Linked DNA regions of Homo sapiens: region 1 is linked to region 2. A link is a loop called in an ENCODE intact Hi-C map of the cell type or tissue named here. Cell type or tissue: endothelial cell of umbilical vein. All regions are shown on one strand. Each heading gives the region's core, and the rest is flanking DNA. Links, peaks and the distances in the headings are about the cores only.

Evidence for each region. Hi-C counts contacts between places; a loop is a spot of excess contacts. Peaks named below come from ENCODE experiments on the same cell type or tissue, not always from the same donor. Only the 100,000 strongest peaks of a DNase experiment are listed, where the experiment ranks them.
Region 1: a loop joins it to region 2, with 2.7 times the contacts of the local background. A loop is called at or near these places in 3 of 110 quality-filtered maps.

What each region holds. Positions count from the first base shown.
Region 1 is chr7:3,393,174-3,405,003 of GRCh38, forward strand. All of the region lies in intron 1 of SDK1 (sidekick cell adhesion molecule 1), which reads left to right. LOC124901577 (a long non-coding RNA gene) reads left to right here and starts at 5,614. Exons shown (of 2, transcript XR_007060196.1): 1 at 5,614-11,830. RefSeq lists an enhancer at 6,383-7,132. In endothelial cell of umbilical vein, for the core only: a CTCF peak has its summit at 6,919 (motif pointing left); no DNase peak of the experiment used is centred there.
Region 2 is chr7:3,666,846-3,678,675 of GRCh38, forward strand. All of the region lies in intron 4 of SDK1 (sidekick cell adhesion molecule 1), which reads left to right. Among named protein-coding and RNA genes, the nearest start is that of SDK1-AS1, 320 kb to the left of the region's middle. In endothelial cell of umbilical vein, for the core only: a CTCF peak has its summit at 6,888 (motif pointing left); no DNase peak of the experiment used is centred there.

The DNA of each region.
Region 1 (11,830 bases), core at 2,635-10,634, 270 kb before region 2:
GTTGGCCAGCCTGGTCTTGAACTCCTGACCTCAGGTGATCCACCTACCTCAGCCTCCCACAGTGCTGGGATTACAGGTATAAGCCACCACACCCGGCCCCTATTTTCAGTTCTTTTGGATGTATACCCAGGAGTGAAGTTGTTCAATCATATGATAATTCTGTGTTTAGCTTTATGAGGAAATGCCAAAATGTTTTTCACAGTGGCTGCACCATTATACTACTTAACAGAAATGTTTGAGAGTTCCAACTTTTTTACATTCTTGCCAACATGTTATTTTTAATTTTCCTTTCCTATAGCTATGTGAAGTGGTATCTGTACAGAAATGTTCATTGCAGCACAGTCAAGTGAAAAACAACTCAAGGGAATATCGGGAAAGAGTAGATAAAACTGGATTATTCGCAGATCAGAATACTACGTAGCAGTTAAAATGAATGGGCTACAAGTTAAAATGAATGTGATTCTGTTGCATTCTTCAGTACTTCAGTTACATTTTTCAACTCCAGAATTTCTGCTTGATTCTTTTTAATTATTTCAATCTCTGTTAAATTTATCTGATAGTATTCTGAATTTTTTCTCTGTGTTTTCTTGAATTTGAGTTTCTTCAAAACAGCTATTTTGAGTTCTTGAAAGGTCATGTATATCTGTTTCTTAAGGATTGTTCACTGTTGTCTTATTTAGTTCAGTTTGTGAGGTCGTGTTTTCCCGGATGGTCTTGATGCTTGTGGATGTTTGTCAGTATCTGAGCTTTAAAGAGTTAGGCATTTATTATAGTGTTCATCATTTGGGCTTATTTGTACCCATCCTTCTTGGGAAGGCTTTCCAGATATTCAAAAGGAGTTGGGTAAGCCATATCTGCATTAGGGGGCACCCTAAGGCCAGTAACACTGGTTCTTGCAGACTTCTATAGGTACTGTCTTGGTAGTCTTGGATAAGATCCAGAAGAACTCTCTGGATTACCAGACAGAGATATTGTTCTCCTCCTTTTCTCCCAAACACATGGAGTCAGTCTCTCCTCTACTTCTCCCCCGACCCTCATTTTGAGTTAACTTTGTGTAGGGTCTAAGATCATCTTTTTGCATGTGGATATCCAATTGTTCTGGTTTTATTTGGTGAACGTATTATCTATTCCCTAGTGTATTGCCTTGGCATGTTTGTTAAAAATCAGTGGATAATAAATATAAGAATTTATTGCTGGATTCGTAATTATGTGCCATTGATCAATGATTTTTATTAGTACTATAATGCTTTGATCACTGTACCTTTATATAAGATTTGAAATTTAGAAAAGACCTCCAGTTTTTTTTCAAAATTGTTTTGATTATTCTAAATGTTTTGCATTTTCATTTGCATTTTAGGACCTGCTTATCAATTTCTGTGGGAATAAGCCTCCTGGAATTTGATAGGGATTATTTTGAATGTATAGATCAATTTGGGGAGAATTGCCATTTTAACAATATTGAGTCTTTCGATCCATAAATATTGAATGTCTCATCATTTAAAAAAACTTGAATTTTCTTCAAAGCTTTATAATTTTTACAGTACAAGTCTTGTTCTTATGTTACCTTTATTTGTATGTACTTTTTTAATGCTATTGTGAATGTGTCTCTTAATTTTACTTCCAGATTGTTTATTGCTTATAGAAATATAATTGATTTTTATATATTGATCTTGTATTATATCCTGTGAACTAGATGTGCTTTTTAAAAATTAGTTCTAATAGTTTTTTTGTGGACTCTTTGGGGTTTTCTATATACAGGATCATGTCATCTTCAAACAAAGACAGTTTTACCACTTTCTTTACAAACCGAATGTCTTTTATTTGTTTTTCTTGGGTGGTTAGAGCTTCCAGTGCTGTGCTGAATAGAGGAGATGAGAGTGGACATCTGTGCCTTTTACCCTGTCTTAGAGGAAAAGAATTTGGTCTTTCACCAATATGTATTATATTCACTGTAGGTTTTTTGCACATGTTACCAGGTTCTATTCTAAGGTTGCTGAGACTTTTTATCTTGAATGCACATTGGATTTTGTCAAATGTTTTCTCTGTACCTGTTGAGATGTTCATTTGGTTTTTATTCTGTATTAATATGATGCATTACTTTAATTGATTTTTAGCTGTTAAAACCTCACATTTCTGGGGTAATTAAAAAAGATGGCTTATCATCTTTTTTTATATGTTGTTGAATTTGGTTCACTAATATTTTATTGAGGATTTTTGCATCTGTGTTTGTGAGAGATACTGGTTTGTAGTTTTCCTTTCTGGTAATAATTTGTCTCGCTTTGCTATCAGGGTGTTATTGCATCCCATAATGAGTGGGAATATTCTAGAATGAGATGTGAGTAATATTCTTAAATCTACTTCTTATACTTCTCGGAAGAATTTGTGGAGTATTAATATTATTTCCTCCTTCAGTGTTTGATGAAATTCCCCAGTGAAGGAATCTGAGCCTGGACTTTTCTTTGTGGGAACATATTTTAAAAGCTCATTTAATTTTTGTACTTGCTGTAGATGTATTGAGATTTTCTATTCCTTCTTTAGTCAGTTTTGGTCATTCGTGACTTTTTAGGAATTTGTCTATTTAAGTTGTTGAATTTGTTGGCGTAAAGTTGTTAATATTTCTTTGTCTTTCTAATCTGTGAGGGGTCAGTGGTAATCATCTCTCTTTCATTCCTGATTTTTGTGGTTTTCTTTCTCTCTCTCTTTGCCAAGGGTTTGCCAATTTTGTTTTTAAAGAACCACCTTTTAATTTTTCCTCTGTTGTTTTTCTGTTTTACATTTCTTTAATTTCTCCTGTCATCTTTATTTTCTTCATTCTGTTTTCCCTTGATATGGTTTAGTCTTCTGTTTTCTACATTTTAAAGGTGAATTCTTAGATTATTGATTTGAGATTTTTTTCTTTAATATAGGAATGTTAACACTATACGTTTTTTTCTAAGTCTTGTGTTAGCTGCATCTCATACACTTGGACATGAGTTGTATTTCTATTATTCAGATTAAAATACTTGCTCATTCCCCCTTGTAATTTTAAAAAAATTTTTCTTTGACCCGTATTTAGAAATAACTGCATTATTGTTGGTAAATATACTTTATACGATTTTAATCCTTTTAAATCTGCTAATGCTTTCTTTGTGGTCCAGCATATGACTTATCTTGGGTTCTATGGCAGCTTGAAAAGAATGATTATTTTGCTGCTGTTGTGTGGAGTGTGCTTTAGATGTGTGTTAAGGTAAGTTGATTGGCAGTGTTATAAGTCTTCTGTATTTTTGTTGATCTTCTGTCTACTTGTTCTATTCATTATTGAAAATTGAAATGTTCAACTATTGTTTCTCTTTAATTTTGTCAGTTTTAGTTTTATGTATTTTGGACCCCTGTTACTGCATACATATTTATAAATTGTTATCTTTACCTGCTGAATTACCCTCTTATTATAAAATTTCCTTTTCTTTCTAGTAACAATTTTTGTCTTTAAATTCATTTTGTCTGATATTAATATAGCTGTCCTCTGATTACTGTTTTCATGATATATCTTTTCCCATCCTTTTGTTTTCAACTGATCTGTATCTTTGTATCTAATGTGAATCTCTTCCAGACAGCATATGGTTGTCAAGTTTATTTTTCTCAGTCTATACTGTTAATCTGCACCTTTTGATTAGATGGTCTAATTCATTTATATTTATTTATATTTAATGTAATTATTAAGATTTAAGTATACCTTTTCATTATATGTTTTCTATAAATGTTATATATTTTTTGTTCCTTCATTCCTCCATGACTGCTTTCTTTTGTGTTAAATGGATTCTTTTCTTAAATGCATCATTCTTGTTGTTTCTTTTAGTATATATTTTGAGTTACTTTCTTAGTGGTTATCCTGGGGATCATAACAAATAACTTAAAATTCAGTTCAGGTTAATCCTGGCATAATTTCAAACATACACAGAATTTTTTCTCACTTGCATGCTTTTTTTGCCTTATAAATTATGTATTTATATGTTATAAGCCTATCAACAAAGTTTTATAATTATTGCTTTATACAGTTGCCTTTTAAAACAAATAGGAGAAAAGCGTTCTCAAAAACAATTATATTGTATTTTATATTTACCTATTTAATTGCCTTTATTGGTACTTTCAAATTTTTTTCATATGGATTTGAATTACTTCAGCTGGAAGTAATCCTTTAGTGTTTCTTGTAGAGCAATTCTGCTGGTGACAAATTCTCTCATTTTTTCTTTATATGGGAATATTTTAATTTTCGTTTTTGAAGGATAGTTTTGCTGGATATATAATTTTTGGTTCGTAGTCTTTTCTTTCCCCCCCCCAGCGCTTTGAATATGTCACATCAGTGCCTTCTGGTCTTTATGGTTTCTAACAAGAAGTCAGCTGTTAATCTTATAGAGGATTCCCTGTAATATGCAAGTCATTTTTTCTGTTGTTTTACAGATTCTGTCTTTGAACATTTTGTCTTAATGTGTGTTTGACTCTTTGAGTTACCCTATTTGGAGTTCATTGAACTTCTTGGATATGTAATTTAATGTTTCTCATCAAACTAGACATTTTTGGCTATCATTTCTGTTGTAGTGTTTTTGCGGTTTTTAAAAATTTGTTCTTAGGGTTTTTATCTCTGCTTACATTACCCACCTCTTCTTGCATGTTTTACACTTTTTTCCATTAGAGCTTTTGGCATATTAATCATAGTTATGAATTTCTGGTTTGATAATTACATAATCTCTGCCATATATGAGTCTGATTCTGATGCTTGCTTTGCCCCTTCAGATTGTGTGTTTTCTTGCCTTTCAGCATGCCTTGTAATTTTTTGTGGAAAGCCAGGCATGATGTACTGAGTAGCAGGAACTGAAGTAGTAAATAGGTCTTCAGTGTGAGGTTTTGTTTATCTGGCTTGTAGGTTTAACGTTTTCTATAACTGTAGGTTTAACGTTTTCTGTAACTGTAGGTTTTCTGTAGCTGTAGGTTTTTCTGTAACTGTAGGTTTCACAGGCTTTAGTTTCCCGTAGTATCCTTGCTTTTTTCTCCTTTATTTTCTTTGGGCTTCCCTAGAAATACCGCCTTAAGTAGAGTCTGTACCTTGCAGCTATTTTAGTTGTAATCCACTGTTGTTCTATTAGAGCCCTGTTGATGTAGTGATAAGGTGTTGCGGAGAGGAAACATTCTATAATCTTGTGATAAACCTCAGATTTGTTTAGTAGGCCTGAGTCCCTGGGCTGTGACCTTCAGAAGAGTTTCTTAGCATTTTTTTTTCTCCTCTTCTGTGAGACAGGGATGCTAGAGGGGACTGAGTTGTATAATCACCTTCCCCTAGGTCACATAAAGTTCTGACAAAGTAGTTTCCCTTGGGAGAAGGCCTTTATTATATAGAACAGAAGGCTCCGGGCATATTTCAAAATACTTTTCCCCAGATGCATTTTGGCATGCTTACTTTTCCCCTTGCCCTTGCTGAGCACATGATTTATTTATTATTTTATTTTTATTTTTATTTATTTATTTTTTTAACCTCCAGTCTTCACCAGGAGAACATAGTGGGACTTCTGGGGGTAAAACTTATGAAAGTGTATGGGTCCCCTAAGACTGAGCCCCCAGTAGTTTTTTTTTTTTTTTTTCCTCAAGCTAGTTTATACTCAGCCTCCAGCAAATAGTGAGTTACCACTTAAGTGTTCCTACAGTTATTTCCTCTAGTAGCGCTCCTCCTAGTAAGCTGTGATTTTGTGTCTCCAGTTTTCAGTGCAACTATTTGCCCTGAGACCTCAGTTCTCTGGTGTATCTAAGAATTGTCCATGTTCAAGTTTTCCACTATTTTTCATGTTGGGAGAGTGGGACTTCCGAGCTCTTTACATGTTGCAACAGAAACCAGCAGTATTATCTCTTCAGTTATTCTTTCTCTCTTCTTTTAGGACCCCAGTTATGTGTAACTTCATGCACTTGGGGATGTCCCAGAGGTGCCAGAGATTCTTTTCATTTTTTTTTCATAATTTATTCTTTTCCTCAGACCACATAATCTCAATGTATCTTTGAATTTGCTGGGTCTTTTTTCTGCTCATTTTTGTCAGCTGTGGACTCCTTACATGAATATTTCCTTTCAGTTATCATACCTTTCAATTCCAGAGTTTTAATTTTGTTCCTTTTTGTGATGTCTGTCTCTTTCTTGACATTTTTTATTTTGTGAGAGTTAAAGAATTAAAGGAAAGTATGAGCATGATGGTTTCCTTTAAAGTTTACGTCTTAAGTTCAACATCTAGGCTTCATCAGGGACAGCTTCTATTGACTCCTTTTCCTGTGTATGGTCTGTACATTCCTATATCTTTGCATGCTTCATATTTTGGTTAAACACTATAAATTTTAAATTATTTAATGTGTAAACTTTGGAAGTTCAAATTTGTTATCCCCCCAGAGTATCATCCTGTTGATAAGGCTGCTGTTACTTCGTATAGTGACTTCTCTGGACTAATCTCATAAAGTTTATTTTCTTCATTGTGTGGGGACACTGAAATCTCTGTTGGGTTTGATTAGTGGTCAGTTGATGATTGGACACAAATCCCTTTTACTAAGTCTCCCATCCTTCTGTGAGGGGCTCTGTATATGTGTTGTGTATGGCTCTTTCCTCGGCTTGTATATGGCCCGGTACATGTGTGTGGAGTTCCAGATACCCACTGTGGACATCTCATTTCACAGGTCTCCCATTTAAATTTTTGGCTGGACTCTTGGCTGCCCAACTGGTATGGCCGACTTAATAGCTGTGGTGTTAATCAATTGCAGCTGATTGTTTTTGACAAATGCCCTAGGGTAGAGGGCTTCTCCTGCTTGGTGAGCTCTGCATGACATCAAGTAATGATAATGCCTTGTGAATGGGGCTTCCCTGAGAGCTGTGAAGCAGGTCAGACAGTGACAGTGCTCCAGAGAGGGCGCTTTTGGGGAAGTCTGAACTGGGTCTGCTCCCTCTGGTGGCTACAGGACTACACATTTTCACATTGTTAGGGAGGCTGCTGGTTCTTAGCCTACTGTGAATGGAGCTTAGGAGAGAGGGATGGAGTAGACCAAGTTAAAATGCCATGAACCAAGCCTTTCTAGCCAAGATTCAGCAGCTTTCCTAAGATAATGCTTTAGATTGTTGTACAGCTTTGGTTAATTTTCAGAATTTTCAAAAAAGTTGATTTTGAAAATTGTGGCAGCATTTTCATTGTTTTTATGCATGGGAGCGTTTCCACAGATCTTCACTCCACCATTCTGAGAGTGCCCCCAACTTCGAATGGATGAATTTTTATAACAAGTGAAAAAGTAAGTCCCTGAAGGTTACATACAGCCTTTACCCATTTTATCAACTTAGAAACAATGAAAAGAACGTATGTACTTATAAATACATAAAAATATACACAGTATTTGTATTACACAAAAATAGATAAACATAAAACTATAAAAAGTAAAGTACAGGATTCTGGATAGTGGTTACCTCAGATGGTGGCAGACCAAAGGATGGGAGTGGGGGTTACCTAGAAATATATGTGTCATAATTAAGGTCCAGTTTTATTTTGTAGTTGGTGGGTTCATGGATTCTTATGGCGTAATTAAAAATATATACACAGGCAAAAACATTTTATGGTTGTGTTTGCCTTCATGTTAACACATGAGATGAGGAATCTATTATGCAACAGAGCTTTATAAAGGAGCTTCAACCTCAGTTTTCAAAGCCATTCTTACGGCCAGAGGAATTGCTTATGGAGCTTATCTCTACCCAGTCTCGTGTAGGTCTGCCTCAGCTGGCCGAACTCCAGTGTCAGGACAGGACAGTGATGATGAGAAGGGAAGGGACAGCAGCCAGTGCCAGTTCGAGATGAGTAGTCATCTAATACTGCCTCTGCGTGGGTCCCTGCTGCCATCCGCAGCCTCATAGCCCTCAGCTCCGTAATGTGTCCTGATGGATTTAGAAGATACATAGGGAGCTGTCATTGTGAGTCTGAAAAATATACAGATCACGCTTCACTTACTAAAATCCATACTTGATGATGTCAGCCACTTACACGAGCATTCAAGAGGTCTTCTAGAATAATCACATGACAAGATTTGGGGGAATACACAGAATTCCAATCAAGATGAGTTGAGCATAATATCATGGAGGCAGGATCAGAATGGAAAGGTAACTGATAACTTGGAAGTTTAAACAATTACAATTTTCCTGTTTACTGTGTGACAAGAGCATTATGGGGCCTTGAAAATGGCAGTGTCACCACTGGGTAATATATTTTATTCAAAGACTTTTTGAGAGAGAGCATCTGTAGAGTCAAATGGTACTTGCCAAACTATTCCATGTATGGAACCCATAGGACTTCATAATTTTATGGTTTGCTGGGGGAAAATAACAAGACCACTCATGGCCCAGGTGAGTCTTGAAGAGGCTGTGGCCACAATATACTGAGCCAGCCGTAGTTCACTGGATGGGAAGACCCAAGTTTGACTTCCAGATTTACTTCTTACTTGCACTTTGGGCAGTTACATTACTTCTCTGAGCCTTATTTTTTTTTTTTATTATGGAGATAATGCTACTGATGTGTAATAATTTTGTATCTACTAGTATTAGAATGTATGAATTACCCCTTAATTTTTCAAATACTTAAACTGTTAACATCTGAATCTTGGCCAAAATGAGCACAAATGGCATTTGTATAAATGCCTAGTTATTAAATGTTATCACTATTTAACTATCTGGATTTGAAGACCAGTGCATGGCGTTTGCTAGGAGTTTATATCATGTTCTTACGTATGTGTGTAGCTGTCTTTACTGCATCTGTCGATTAGGAGGTAAGAACACCTGCTGAATATGTACCTTGAGCTAGCTATTGTGGGAGATATAAAAGAAGCACAAAACTGGATCCTGTCCTCATGGAACTCAATCTGGTTTCTGAGGTTTAGCTTTTATGTGACTCACAGATAGAGCAATGTCACAGAAAATAATATGCGGAAAATAAATGCAAAAAGAACTTGAGAAAGCTTCATGTGGCTCAGTATCCTGCACTCAGTAGGATATGTGGAGGATATATATAAAATCTAATTGAGATTCTTAGGAAAGGCTTTAATGAAGACTGGAGAATGAATGATATCTGTTATAAAGGATGGTGAAGCTTGGCTATTCAGAGAGTAATGGAGGAGGTACTTCAGTAGTTTTTATTGTGTCTGCCCAAGAAATTCACTCGGAAGCACAATGTTTATTTCTGAAGAGGCAAAGACCAAGTTTTAGAAAATAAAGTTCTCCTAAATACTATTATAAAGTTTGAGTATTTCTATTATGATTTTATGACTTCCCATCTGTGGTAGGTGTTTTATTGAAATTATTTGAATGTTATCAAGCTGTGACAACAATGCTTTAAAGGTCATACACAAAGCACAATTAAATTTCCCAAGTGAAATAAGAATGTGCATTGTGAAAGGCAGAGAATTTCAAGTAGTTCAGTTTTGTTGTTGCTTTTTTTCATCTGGGCCATTTTTGAGGTGTTTAAATCAAAAAGTTGTTTTTCTTCTTGATTGCAGTTTTCCCTTAGTTATTTGTGTAGCTTAAAAATGGAAACCAATGTGTTTAAGTTGCAATATTTTTGAGTCTATTAGTTAATATAAACTTTATTCTACACTCAACAGTAGATTGCATTATAGCTATGTGGAATGTAAAGATTATTTTGCACTTATATAAATGTGATAGCTTCTGATTGATACAGATTTAATTATGCAAACTTTGGCTTATTATGAATTAGATGAAACATTTCTATTCCTCTGTTTCTTTCTTTCTTTCTTTTTTTGAGACAGAGTTTCACTCTGGAGTGCAGTGGTGCTATCTCGGCTCACTGCAACCTCTGCCTCCCGGGTTCAAGTGATTCTCCTGCCTCAGCCTTCCCAGTAGCTGGGATTACAGCTGCATGCCACCACACCCAGCTAATTTTGTATTTTTAGTAGAAACAGGGTTTCTCCGTGTTGATCAGGCTGGTCTTGAACTCCTGACCTCAGGTGATCTGCCCGCCTTAGCCTCCCAAAGTGTTGGGATTACAGGTGTGAGTCACCATGCCTGACCTATACTTCTGTTTCTTATGAGCTTACTTATTAGAAGATCTCTAAGATTCCTGTAATTTAAAATTTTGTAATTTCATTTCATTTTACCCATTTACATCATTAAAGTGATGAATGGTTGCTTCTTTCAAATGGTGGGAAATGAATTTTGGAGAATTGTTAGTTATTATTGCTCATTTAAGGTTATTTGAACGTTTTGACTATTTGATGGTGTTTTTTGTTTGATTTGTGATGCTGACTCATAAATACCATGAAAAACAGGTCTTTTTGTTCTAACCGAAAGAGGGATTATTTAGCAGCTTAATGACTTTGGTAAATAAAAGTTTATTTGCACCTATGAGAAAGATGACAGGTAATATCTAGATATCTGAGTAAAGAGTAAAGAGAGCACAAATACAATAAGATATGGAGACTCAGTATCCTATCAGCTTTTTGATGTAAAATGGTACAGTAGTTACTACCTAAGAGAATAGTCTATTTCCATGCTGGTTGCTCACTTGTGTGCTCTTCTGAAAGAGTGAGGGCACTGTGCGTCTGACTGGATACTGGGGTACTCTGTTTCCAAGCTGCATTACAGGGATTTGAAATATCTTACATATATATATATATATATATATATATATATATATATATATATATAATATATATATTTATTTATATTATATATATATTTATTTATTCCATATACAGGCATACCTTGGAGATATTGCAGGTTAGGGTCCAGACCATTGCAATAAAGTGAATCACACAAATTTTGTGGTTTCCCAGTGCATATAAAAGTTGTGTTTATGCTATTTTGTAGTCTGTTAAGTGAGCAATAGCATTATGGCTAACAAGAGTACATACCTTAATTAAACATTTTCTAAAAAATGCCTGCACAGAGACGTGAAGTGAGCTGATGCTATTGGAAAAATGGCATCAATAGACTTGCTGGACATGGGCTGCCACAAACCTCCAAAATTTGTAATTTTACAAATTAAAGCCCTCAATTTGAAAAACATAATATCTGTGAAGCACAAGAAAGCTAAGTGCAGTAAGACAAGGTGTGCCTATATATGTTTCTGTGTATATTTAAATAACTTATATTAATAGCTGCAAACAGTAGATTTCTTCCGGTGTATGGCTTTGTCATTGTTATCACTGATTTGTAATAATTTACCTCTTTTTTGTATGTTTTATTATTTTCTGCCATGGTTGATAAACAAGTTAATTTACTCTCAGAACAGAGAATCTGCAGTATTATTATTAATAGTGACTGTTGACTTCTTTTGTCATCTAAACAACTTGTTAGTCTGCCCTTAGGCTTGACATTATTTTTGTTGTGAAAGAATATTCAGTAAAAAGTTTTGACATGTTTAAAATCATTAAATACTTCCAAACTGGTTTGGAAAGCTTCTCTGGGCTGAAAGCCAGTTGATTCTTATCAGTCTTTTTGCATGACTGAAGTCAATTACTTCAGAGCTTGAACAACTGCAGCCTTGGTAAATGGTCCAGTACTGTCCAGTAGTACAATATGGGAGGCTTTTAAATGCTACTGTAATTGGTAGTTTAACAGATGTGTTTTGGTTGGACAAGAATGTAAAAGCTATTTTGGAGCATTTTCAAAGGCATGAAGTTTAAAATAATGTAATGTTAATTTTGTGCTCTGTAATGTATATCGTAAGATTGAGGTCTTAATGTTTGTATTAAGTAAGTGAAAATATTCAAATGAAACTTGTGTAGAAAAGGAACTGCCTGTGTTCAGAAAGATTCTGAACAAAAACAAGTGAATTTT
Region 2 (11,830 bases), core at 2,092-10,091:
CGAGGGATAAATGCCTGACGTTTCCCCTTGTCTGCATCTGCTATCCGTCACAAGAGGTGTTGGCTGGTGCAGTCACATCACACTTTTCTAAACTCAGAATTGAAGTGAGTTTTTTATTTACTTTTTTTTTAAGGACTTGTGTTTGGTGTTTTGGGGTGTTCTTACGGTTTGGGAAATTTTATGCTAAGGACTTGTTCTTTCCATTAAGTGCTCCTAGAAGAAAAATAAATGACAAAAGAAATAAAAATCCCAATGAATTGTGACATATTGTAATATGTCTTGTGCATATCTGTGTACCTTGGCAGATTATTCTGACCTAACTGTAGCTAATTTTCATTTGAGAAATACATGTCCATGAAGTTTATATAGTGTGTTCAAATGTAATTTTATTATAACCATATTATTATAAAAAACACACATTTGTATAGAGAACACTGCAGCATCTACTTATTCCATTATTACAATGGTAACACCATTTATTTTTTATGAGTCACTTGTAGAATGACATTTTGGCAATAAGTCAATGAGTTTATCATGGAAAAGTCTTCCTCCCAACCTCCTCCTACCCTGAGGCTTTTCTATTCAGAGGGAATATCTTTTTCACCCTCATGCTTAAGATTCAAGGATAGAATTCACTCTTTTTGATATATAGCTTGATGAATTTTGACAAACATACAGTGTTGATCCACTACCACAATCATAAAATATAAAATAGTTCTATCACCGCCCAAATTCTCCCACACTCCATTGTGATCAACTCTTCCTCCACCAGGAGACCCTGGCAGTCACAGATCTGTTTTCTGTCCCTATAGTTTTGCATTTTCTAAAATATCTTATGAATGGGATCCTAAAGTATTTAGCCTTTGAATCTGGCTTGTTTCAGTTCTCGTAATGCATCTGGTACTCATCTCTTTGTTGCACATATCAGTACTTTGTTCTTCTTTATTCATAAGTAGTATTTTATTGTGTGCATGTACCACAGCTTGTTATTCTATTCCCCAGTTGAAGGGCATTTGGGATTGTTCCAGTTTTGGCCATTTGCAAATAAAGATGCTAGAAACATTCACAAATATGTTTGCACATGAACATAAGCCTTTATTTTGCCCAGTTACATGCTTGGAGTAGACTTTCTGGTAAGTGTATGTTTATTTAACTTTATAAGAAACTTATAAGAAACCTCAAAGTCCTCAGGGAAATAATCAGAAACTTAGCTTGCTATACCTAACAAAACTATCATTTGAGGTAGGGGACAGAGGGATAATGGCAGTTTTAGACATGCAAGCCATTCTCATTATGTTTTACTGCTTAATAAGCTGCCCTGAAACCCATCTTAGAACAAAATAATCAGGTGTTTTGTACACAAATCTGCAATTTGAGCAGGAGTGGGAAGGCTTATCTTTGCTCCACCTGGTGTCAGCTAGGGTGGTTCCACTGATGGCAGTAGATTCCTCTTCCAACACGACTCACTTTCATGGCAAAAGTTGGTATTGACTGTTAACTGAGAGTTCATCAGAGTTAATGACCAGAGACCCCAGTTCCTTTCTACATGGACCTCTCCATGGGCATGGACTTCCTTCAAAGATTATATGCTGGGTTCCAAGGACAAACATACAGAGAGAAGCTGTCACATAAAAACTATATTGCCTTGGGCCTGGTGCAGTGGCTCACGCTTGTGATCTCAGCACTTTGGGAGGCCGAGGCAGGCAGATCACATGGTCAAGAGTTCGAGACCAGCCTGGGCAAGAGACCAGCCTGGCCAATATGGTGAAACCCCATCTCTACTAAAAATACAAAAATTAGCCGAGTGTGGTGGTGTGCACCTGTAATCCCACCTACTCGGGAGGCTGAGGCAGGAGAATCACTTGAACCTGGGAGGCGGAGTTTGCAGTGAGCCAAGATGGCGCCATTGCACTCCAGCCTGAGTGATAGAGTGAAATTCCTACTCAAACAAAACAAAACAAAATACTATATTGCCTTTTATGATGAGCCTTGGGAGTCACAAAGTGTCCATTTTCACCATTGTGTCACTAGCTGAAAGAGTCACAAAGGCCTGCCCAGGTTCAGGAGAAGGAGCCATAGACCTGTCCCTGTGTGACGTCATGGGAGGCTCTGGCAGAGCATGTCTGGTAAGGAATGTTGCTGTGCCCCATTTGAAAAGGACAATTGGCCACATAAGGGCTCAAGAAGTTTACCACTTACCAAAGCTCTTTGAGAGAATCTAAAAAGGACACATTCCAGGGAGAAAAGTAAATCTGAGAAGAAGTAGAATATTAGGAGTGATAATGAACAAATAAGGTGGTAAAACATATTGGTTAGTGTAAATGAATGTTGAATATTTTGAAAAGCAAAGAAATGTGGAATTGAAATCCCAAATTATAAGAGCATGGAAAGCAGTGTAGGAGCAGAGGGGATTAAAAACCTGTTAAAGTTACTGCTTTGTCTCATAAACAGATACAGAAACAGATTAACTACAGACCTTGTTGCAGAATTTTTATATTTGGAACATGTTCAGGTTTTACAGCACCTTCTTACCCCCTTTTCATTGAACTCTTGAAGATCTACTTCTGCTCCCACCAAAACAGAATCATCTTTGAGTTCTTACTCTCCTTGAACTTCGCTGGTATTGACTGTTCGGTTTACTTCCACCTTCTTTAACCACTCTCTTCTTTTGAATTCAATAACACAACACACTCCTGCTCATTTTTTCTGGCTCTCTTCTTCTTAGACCTCTTTGCCAACTTGCCTTCCTCCACCTGTCTTTAAACCTTGGATTTCCTCAATCCTTGGTCCTAGCACTTCACTACCTCCCACCTTATTCTCCCTCCTTAGGTAAGTTCATCCAAGCTCATCAGCTCACATACCAACTATAGCACTTGCAGATGACTCACAATTTTACATCTCCAGCCCACATCACTCCTTTGAGTTTCAAACCTATGTATTCAACAGCCTATTCATTGTATTTTCCTGGAGTTTTTTCAAAGGTGCTTCATACTCAGTAGGTTGAAAACAGAACTCTTTTTTCTTCATTGACCCTATTTTCCCTGCCTTACTCCTGGCTCTCCTTTCTTAACATAAATGACACTGCCATCCAACAGTTGCCCAAGCAAGAACCAAGGAATTATCCTTGATACTTCTTTTTCTCTTCCACCACATCCAGTCAATCACCAGTTTCTCTTATTGTACCACATGTTATCCCACAAATCTACTCACATCATTGTGTGTCCACCTCTGCCACCATTCCTGACCAAACTCTTGCCTCTTTCATTGGTCTCTACCTTGTTTCCCTATGTTTATTTTGTCTTCTCTCTCCATTCCCCATGCTGTGGTCAGAATGATATATTAATATGAACCTGATCTTGTTACTCTGTTCCTTCAAATCCATTAGTATATTAGTCTGAGTAACCAAATCCTTAATATAAACAGCAGGGTTTGTGTAATTCAGTTCCTTCCCTTATCTACCTAAATTTTTTCTTCCATCTCTTTCCCTCTGACGTCCAGCCACAGCCACTTTGGTATATTGGTTACGTTCTTAGTTTCCCGGATCAGATACCTGAGTTTGAATCTTAACTTTTCACTTACTAGGTATGATCTTAGACAAGTTCTTAAACAAAACAAAACTTTTATTAATGGACAAGTTCTTGAACCTATGCATCAGTGTTCTCATCTCTGAAATGCAGTTATTAGTCTCAGCTTCTTAGGGGATTTGTGTGAATTAAATGAGATGAAACGTGTGCGGTGGTAGCACAGTGACTGACAGTTAATAAGCCCCCAGTAAATGTTAGATTATTTGCTTAACGAACCACCTCCCTTCTTGTCTCTGGGAATTCTCGTTGCTCTCCCCACTTATACAGGATACCCACCCGCTTGCTTCCCTTGCTTAGTACTGACTTATCCTTCTGCAGCAAAGGACCTTACATCCCAGCTGGCTCAGGACAGACCCAGTTTATGTCTGTTGTAGATCAGTTAACATTTACTGTTTTTAGGTATCCCCTTTTACTACTGGTTTGTGAAATAAATTAGATGATCACCCTTTTGTGCTCAGTTCAAGAGTAACCTTTTTTAGGAAACCTTCTTTGATTCCTACAAGGACAGGTCGTCTATTATTTGTTCTTACAGCACATCCTGTAACTTTTTTTTGCCATAGTTACCACGATTACAGTTAAAACAGTTCATTGCATAACTAGTTCCTTGAGGTTTGTTTCTCCTATTGGGCTCTAGGCCCTTGGAGGACTGGGACCTCAAGGCGGGGGGTGTCTTGCCTTACCCCTGAGTTTTCAGCATTGGTCTTATCCAAGTCATTACTCAGTATATTTAGAGGAGACAAGAAACACTGAACAGGATCTGGTTTGGACTTCGTGTCTGTTTCTGACTTTAAATGTCAAGTCACTTCCTCTCACTGTCTCTTCATTTCTTCATCTTGTAAATTCAGAAAATTAAGCTTAATGTTCTCTAGAATTCCATCGGCCTCTACATTGTGTGAGTCTAGCCCATCAGGGACATTTTTTAAACCAATTTTTAAATATTTATAGTCACAAATTTAAGAAGGAAATGGAATCAATGTACATCTCCCCAAAGACAGAGTAAAATACTTTGTTGCTCATTGAATGAAGCTCTGGTCATTACCCTTTTTGTTATTATGATTCCTAATTTGTAAGCTCTGATGTTATCCCTTCTTTCTCAATATAGCTGAGACAAATGTGTAGTCTGTATGATCATATCATTGCTGTTATACCTATTTACAAGTTTAAGACTGAGTCAATAGAAAAAAATCCAAGTGAAGAGTGTTTAAAATAAACTTGTGTTTCTCCAGGAAGTTAACTAATCAAACACTTTTCATTGTAGATGTTGTCATTCAGTACAAAATAATCCCTGAGACAGTCTCATGAAAAACCTAATGCATTTTTTGGTGAGTTTTATAATGAGATTAAAAAGAAATTAAGAGCAGGAAGTGAAATTATAACGCCAGTGGGAAATCTTTGAAACCATTTTATAGTTTTTTCCTTCTTATGTAATATGTCTGTGAGATTGGGCAGGTTTTTGTTTGCTTGCTTGCTTATTGTTTGTGTTTATAATGTGGAGGAATCAGCTGAACTTGACTTATCCCTTTACAACTGATCCATGCCTACACAGTAGTTGCTTGGAGCTAAAAGCAGGAACACATGGACCCTGAGGCATAGCTGCTCTGAAGTCCTGGCGGCCTCTGGGAGGGCTTATCCATGATATGGGACACAGGGTCTCCTGAGGTCTTGGAGGAGTTTTCCTGGTAACTCTGAGGAGTGGCGGGTCATGGTGTGGTGACCATTGGTCTAACCTGAAGGACTATAGGAATGAGGGCAGGGAGAATTGTAGGGAGGCAGCCGATGCTGCTGGTGAGAATGAAAACATCCTCAGAGTGGCTTCCATACCCATCCTGTTTCTGTAGTGCCCAGTTATTGTGAATACCCATCACACGTTATTCTATCACAGCAAGCAGCTCATCTACCCTACTGCACCCCCAAGTTCTTGAAGTGTCTCTCTGTTTCTTGCCGTTACTGGAGGTAAGCCAACATGAAAGATGAAAGCTGTGTTTATACTTCTACTGCAAACTCTTGAGGAAAAAAACAGAGGCATTAGCCAAAAGAGATAGGACATACAGGCAAAGAAGAAAGATGAGCTGGAAACCAGTACCTAAATAAGTCCAAAAGCAATCTATTTATAGATCCCAGAGTGAGATCGATAAAGGAGATGATGTGGAGAAATATATATATATAATATATATATTTATATAATATAATATATAATAATATATATTAAATATATATTAAATAAATATTAAATTTATATATAAATTTGTTATTAAATAAAATTTATATTAAATAAAAATTAAATTTATATTAAATAAAAATGTAATATATATTTTTATAATATATAATTTTATATATATATATATATATATATATATATATATATAAAAAATACAGAAAGCTCTAAGTATGCACAGATCACACTTTTGCCAAAATAGGCACCTACAATGAGGGCCCCATCCCCACCCTTGAGGGTTTGGAGTGATCTTTGGGTAAAAGCTCTATTCTAACTCTTGAAATGGTTAAACTTTTTCTAGATGCATCTTTTAATATTACTTCCTCTTTTATTCCTTTTTTCTATTTTTTTTAAATAAGCATCTTTGCTTTACTTCTTTTAGCTATGAAGCAGCTCTTGCTGATAGTAAATAAATACTTAAAGTATGAAGATACTTCCTTGTAGCATTTGACCAATTTGTAAGGCAGCGGTTCCTCAATTTCAGTGATGCACCAAGCTTTTCCGAAAATGAGTTCCAAAGGGAATTGATTTTTATCTGCAATACTCTCATCCTACAGACAGGATATTGACTACACTTGATAGAATGGAAGTGTAAATCCAGAATGAAGCATTGCAGGAACAAATCCCATGGGGGCGGTTCATGATCAACAGAATCATTCATTGGACGGAAAGATCGGAGAGCTAGACAGTGTCAATAGAGACAAAAGGGGAAATAAAAGCATTCATTTCCTGAAAGAGTCTTTTCCTGGAAGGTTTTTGTTGACTGGCTCTTCCTTTTAGTATACTCTCTATTCCTAGTTGTTTATCAGCTTATGTGAGAACCTTAAAACTCATAATCATTTATAATCAATGTTTAAACATGGAAAAATAAAAGTACATACCATAGGCCCCGCCGGCCTGTTATTACATGAGTTTATTAACATTCACTGTGAGATGCCTTGGTATAGACTTACCCCTTTTTATTTCTGTCTCATGTTGTTTTGGATATTCTGCTTTGCTAATGCATTAGGTAGTTTCGTCTTGCTCTGCAAAGACAAAAGCTCAGTCATTGACCTGGAGGGCCCAAAACTGCGCCCCCTGCTGCCTTGTGTATTTGGTGGCTGGCATAGTCAGTTCATTATGTGGCAGGCAAAAGTTTGCATTCCAAGGGCGGAAGACATACACATTGGTTTTGTTTGAGAATTATATCATAAAACTGAGTTCTAAGTACTTCTTGAACATTGAGATTATTATTGATGAACTGATTATAAAGTATTCTTAAATATAAACCCAAAGCAAATTTTATTAAAAATAAATAGAAATTTGATTAAGAATAAGAGATAATTTCTAATAACTTTTTGGTAGGTGACAGCAGGGAGATTTGTTTGATCATGGAGTTTTTAAATGCTTTTAAGTCTTGAAGTCCATTAAGGCATAGAAGAGAGAATAGGAGAAAAAAACATCTCTGAATGGCACAGACCGATCACATGTTGATTGAAGCACAGTCAATGTGTATACTGAAATTGTGAGTCAAGAGCTATATCACTAAAAGATAAGGGAAAGACAGCATCAGAAATTGACTACAACAACGAAGGTGTAGTGGGAGATAAAGTTAGACGACATGAGATTCAGTGTTACAGATGGAGGCAATTTGAGAAGAGGCGGGTGGAGTGTAGTGAGCATGGTAATGAGAAGGAAGGAGGGCATCTACCCCACGTCCAAGTCCAAAGCAGGGTGGGAGAGACCTAGAGAGGGCTGCTAGGGCATGAGTGTCAGCAGGGGAGGACCAGCCTTCCTGTTGAGCAAGAAGAAGAAACATTTAGAGGAGAGGGTGACAATACAGGGGCCTTTGCTGAGGCTGGTCTTTGAGTCACAGAAAGCACAATGGAAGTGGTTAAGGAGTTTTGGTTTGGTGAGGGATGTAGTGTGGAGTAAGAGCTGTTCATGGCTGTTTGGGGATTCATATACAGGAGATGAGGGATGAATTGAGATTCTAAGACTTTATTCCATAAATACGGACAAAGGGCAGTGATGTGTTGTTCAGTGTTTGATAACTATAACTGGCTCTTGGCAGGGAAGAGCCCTGATGTGTAGCTTTTTCCAATTTTCATGGTGTGAATACTCCCACCACAGTGTATTCCAGGTGACCAACATGACGTCTTTCTATAAGGAGTTGGACAGAGATCCACAAGATTGGCTCTGTGTTCAGCACGCATTGGGTAAAGGGCATGGCTGGATTAATGCTGGTAGACTCAAGCCAATCATTAGGCAAGGCTGTGAGTGGTAGGGAGTAGAGGGCATTTGGTATCCTTCCTGACCCCTGTGGATAGAAGCATAGTGACCTGAGGAACAATAGTCTTCTTGGTGTGTGGGCCATATAAAAACAAGCCTGCATCAAATTCTGTACATGGGTTAGAGTTTGCTAGCCACGGCTGTAAACCTTCTCATGCCCGTGAGCCATCTCCACGTGTGAATCTAACAGATATCTCCAATGTTGATCTCCCTCCATGCCCCAAACCTGCTCCACCCATAGTCTATATCATATCATTTCATGGCAGCTTTATCTTTCAAATGGTTCAGGCCAAAACCTTGATCTTTCACCCATAGCCACAGAAAAACCTGTTAGCTTTCCTTTCAAAAGCTATTCAAAATCCAACATTTAGCTGTTTTCACTGCTACCACTTTGGACCAAGTGATGGTCGTCTACAGCTGGAATTATTATAACAGCTTCTGGTCTGTGGTCTAGTCTTCTTGCTTGCTTGTATTCAACACTTAGCTAATCTTTTTTTAGAATGTAAGTTAGATCATGTCAGTCTTCAAAATCAGAAATTTCCAGTTTCCTGTTTCATTCACATTAAATGCTGGAGTACTTAAAGTGGCCTACAAAAGTCTACATAATATGCTCCCCATTACCTTTCTTCCTCCCCCTACTCCTTTTTGTTTGTTTGTTTGTTTGTTTGTTTGTAAAGAGATGAGGTCTTGTTCTGTCACCCAGGCTGGAGTATAGTAGCATGGTCATAGCTCACTGCGGCCTGGAACTCCCGGTCTCAAGCCATCCACTTACCTCAGCCACTACAGGCATTTTTGTAGAAACTGAGTCTCACTGTATTGCCCAGGCTGGTTATGAATTCCTGGCCTCAAGTGATCCTCCCACCTTGGCCTCCCAAAGTTCTGGAATTACAGGTATGCCATGCCCCGTATGTCTTCTTTTGAGAAGTATCTGTTCATGCCCTTTGCCTACTTTTTAATTGGGTTGTTTTTTGCTTGCTGATTTATCTAACTTCCTTTTATACGTTCCTTATATGTTCTGAATATTAGACATTTGTTGAATGCATAGTTCCTGAATATTTTCTCCCATTCTGTAGGTTGTCTGTTTGCTCTATTGAGTTTCTTTTTTTGTGGCACTATCACGGCTGACTGCAGCCACAAACTCCCAGGCTCAAGCGATTCTTCCACCTCAGCCTCCCAAGTAGCTGGGACTACAGGTGCATGCCATCACACCTGGCTAAATTTTGTATTTTTTTGTGGAGACGGGGTCTCACTATGTTGCCACCTGGCTAAATTTTGTATTTTTTTGTGGAGACGGGGTCTCACTATGTTGCCCAGACTGGTCTCAAACTCCTGGGCTCAAGTTATACTCCTGCCTTGTCCTCCGAAAGTGCTGGAATTACACGTACCACACCTGGCCTCTTCTAGTACTTTTTTTTTTTTTTTTTTTTTGAGACGGAGTCTTGCTCTGTCGCCCAGGCTGGAGTGCAGTGGCGCAGTCTCAGCTCAGTGCAAGCTCCACCTCCCAGGTTCACACCATTCTCCTGCCTCAGCTTCCCAAGTAGCTGGGACTACAGGCGCCTGCCACCACGCCCAGCTAATTTTTTATATTGTTAGTAGAGACGGGGTTTCACCCTGTTAGCCGGGATGGTCTCAATCTCCTGACCTTGTGATCTGCCCACCTTGGCCTCCCAAAGTGCTGGGATTACAGGCGTGAGCCACCACGCCTTGCCCTCTTCTAATATTTTTTAAGCTTGAGGTCTTATATTTAAGTCTTTAAACCATCTTGAGTAAATTTTTGTATATGATGATAGAAAGGAGTTCAATTTTATTCTTCTGCATATGGATATCCCATTATCCTAGCAACATTTATTGAATAGGGAATCTTTACTCCATTGCTTATTTTTGTTGACTTTGTTGATCAGATGGTTGTAGGTGTGTGGCTTTATTTCTGGGTTCTGCTCCATTGGTCTGTGTGTCTACTTTTGTATTCATACCATGCTATTTTAGTTTCTTAGGCCTTGTAGTATAGTTTGAAGTTGGGTAATGTGATGCTTCAACTTTGTTCTTTTTGCTTCTCTAACCTCATCTTTTACCTACTTCTGTTCCCTGGACATACCAAGGATTCCTGCACCTCTTGGCCTCTGGGATGTTTGTTTCTTATGACTTCTTCAAGAAATCTGGGTGGCTAATTTTGTACTTTTTTCAAATATCCTTTTCTTAGTGAAGACTTTTCTGGCCACCCTACTTAAACCCTTGGAATTTCCAACTCTCCCACAGGGATTCTGCTCTGTGTGCGAAGGGGTATGTGTGTATGTGTGTGTGTGTGCATGTAGGTGTGTACACTATTTTTATTTAACATACGATAAGCATCTTTGGCCCTGGATTCTTCTTTTTTAGATGTTAATATTGTTGTATTAGTCTGTTCTAACACTGCTAGTAAAGACATACCCAAGACTGGGTAATTTATAAAGGAAAGAGTTTTAATGGACTCACAGTTCCACATGGCTGGGGAGGCCTCACAATCATGGCTGAAGGTGAATGAGGAGCAAAGTCAGGTCTTACATGCTGGCAGACAAGAGAGCTTGTGCAAGGGAATTCCCATTTATAAAAGCATCAGATCTCGTGAGACTTATTCACTACCACAAGAATGGTATGGGGGAAACCACCCCCGTGATTCAATTATCTCCACCTGGCCCTGCCCTTGACACATGGGGATTATTAAAATTCAAGGTGAGATTTGGGTAGGGACACAGCCAAACCATATCAATTGTTAAATGTAAAGACAGTGTTTATGAATTGAAAGATTCAATATGTGAATATATATTTTATATCTTAATGTGATCTTAAGACTTACTATGTTGCTGTGGTAAACAAGACAGTGTGGTATTAGTGGAGGGATAGACACATAGTTCAGTGGATGGAGTAGAGAACCCAGAAATATATTCACACATGGATAACCAGCTGATTTTTTGACAAGGGTACAAAACTCCATAGAATCTGATCAGAGGCTGATGTCCAGAATGTGTAAAGAACCCCTACAACTCAACAACAACAGAACAAACAAAGTATTTCCCCAGAGAAGATATACAAAAGGTCAGTAGGCTCATGAAGAGATGTTCAGTGTCATTAGTCATTAGTGGTCAAACCACAGCAGGTCATGACATTAACAGGTCAAAACCACAATTAGACACAACTTCACACCCCTTGTAACAGCTAATATAAAAAGTAGAAAATTAACAAGTGTTGGTGAGGATGTGGAAACAGTGGGGTCCTTGTGCATTGCTGGTGGAAATGTAAAATGGTTTAGCCACCGTGGAAGACCGTTGGTTGCTCAGAAAGTTAAAAATACAATTAACAGCAATTTCACATCTAGGTATATACCCCAAATAATTGAAAGCAGAGACCTAAACAGACCTTGTACACCAATGTTTATAGCAGCATTATTCACAACAGCAAAAATGTAGAAATAATCTAAGTGTCCATCAGCAGATGAATGGATTAACAAAATATGGTCTGTAGGTACCATGGACTATTATGTGCCCATAAAAGGCAGGAGCTTTGAAAAATGCTGCATCACGTGGACGAACTTTGAAAACTAATCATTCACTATGCTAAGTGAAACAAGCCAGACATAAAAGAACACCCATTGTGTGGTTTCACTTACATGAGGTCTCTAGAATACGCAAATTCATAAAGTCGGAAAGTAGAATAGAAGTCATCATGGCCCTGGGGGGAGGGAGAGATGGGAGTTACTGTGTCACAGGTACAGAGTTTCTGTTTG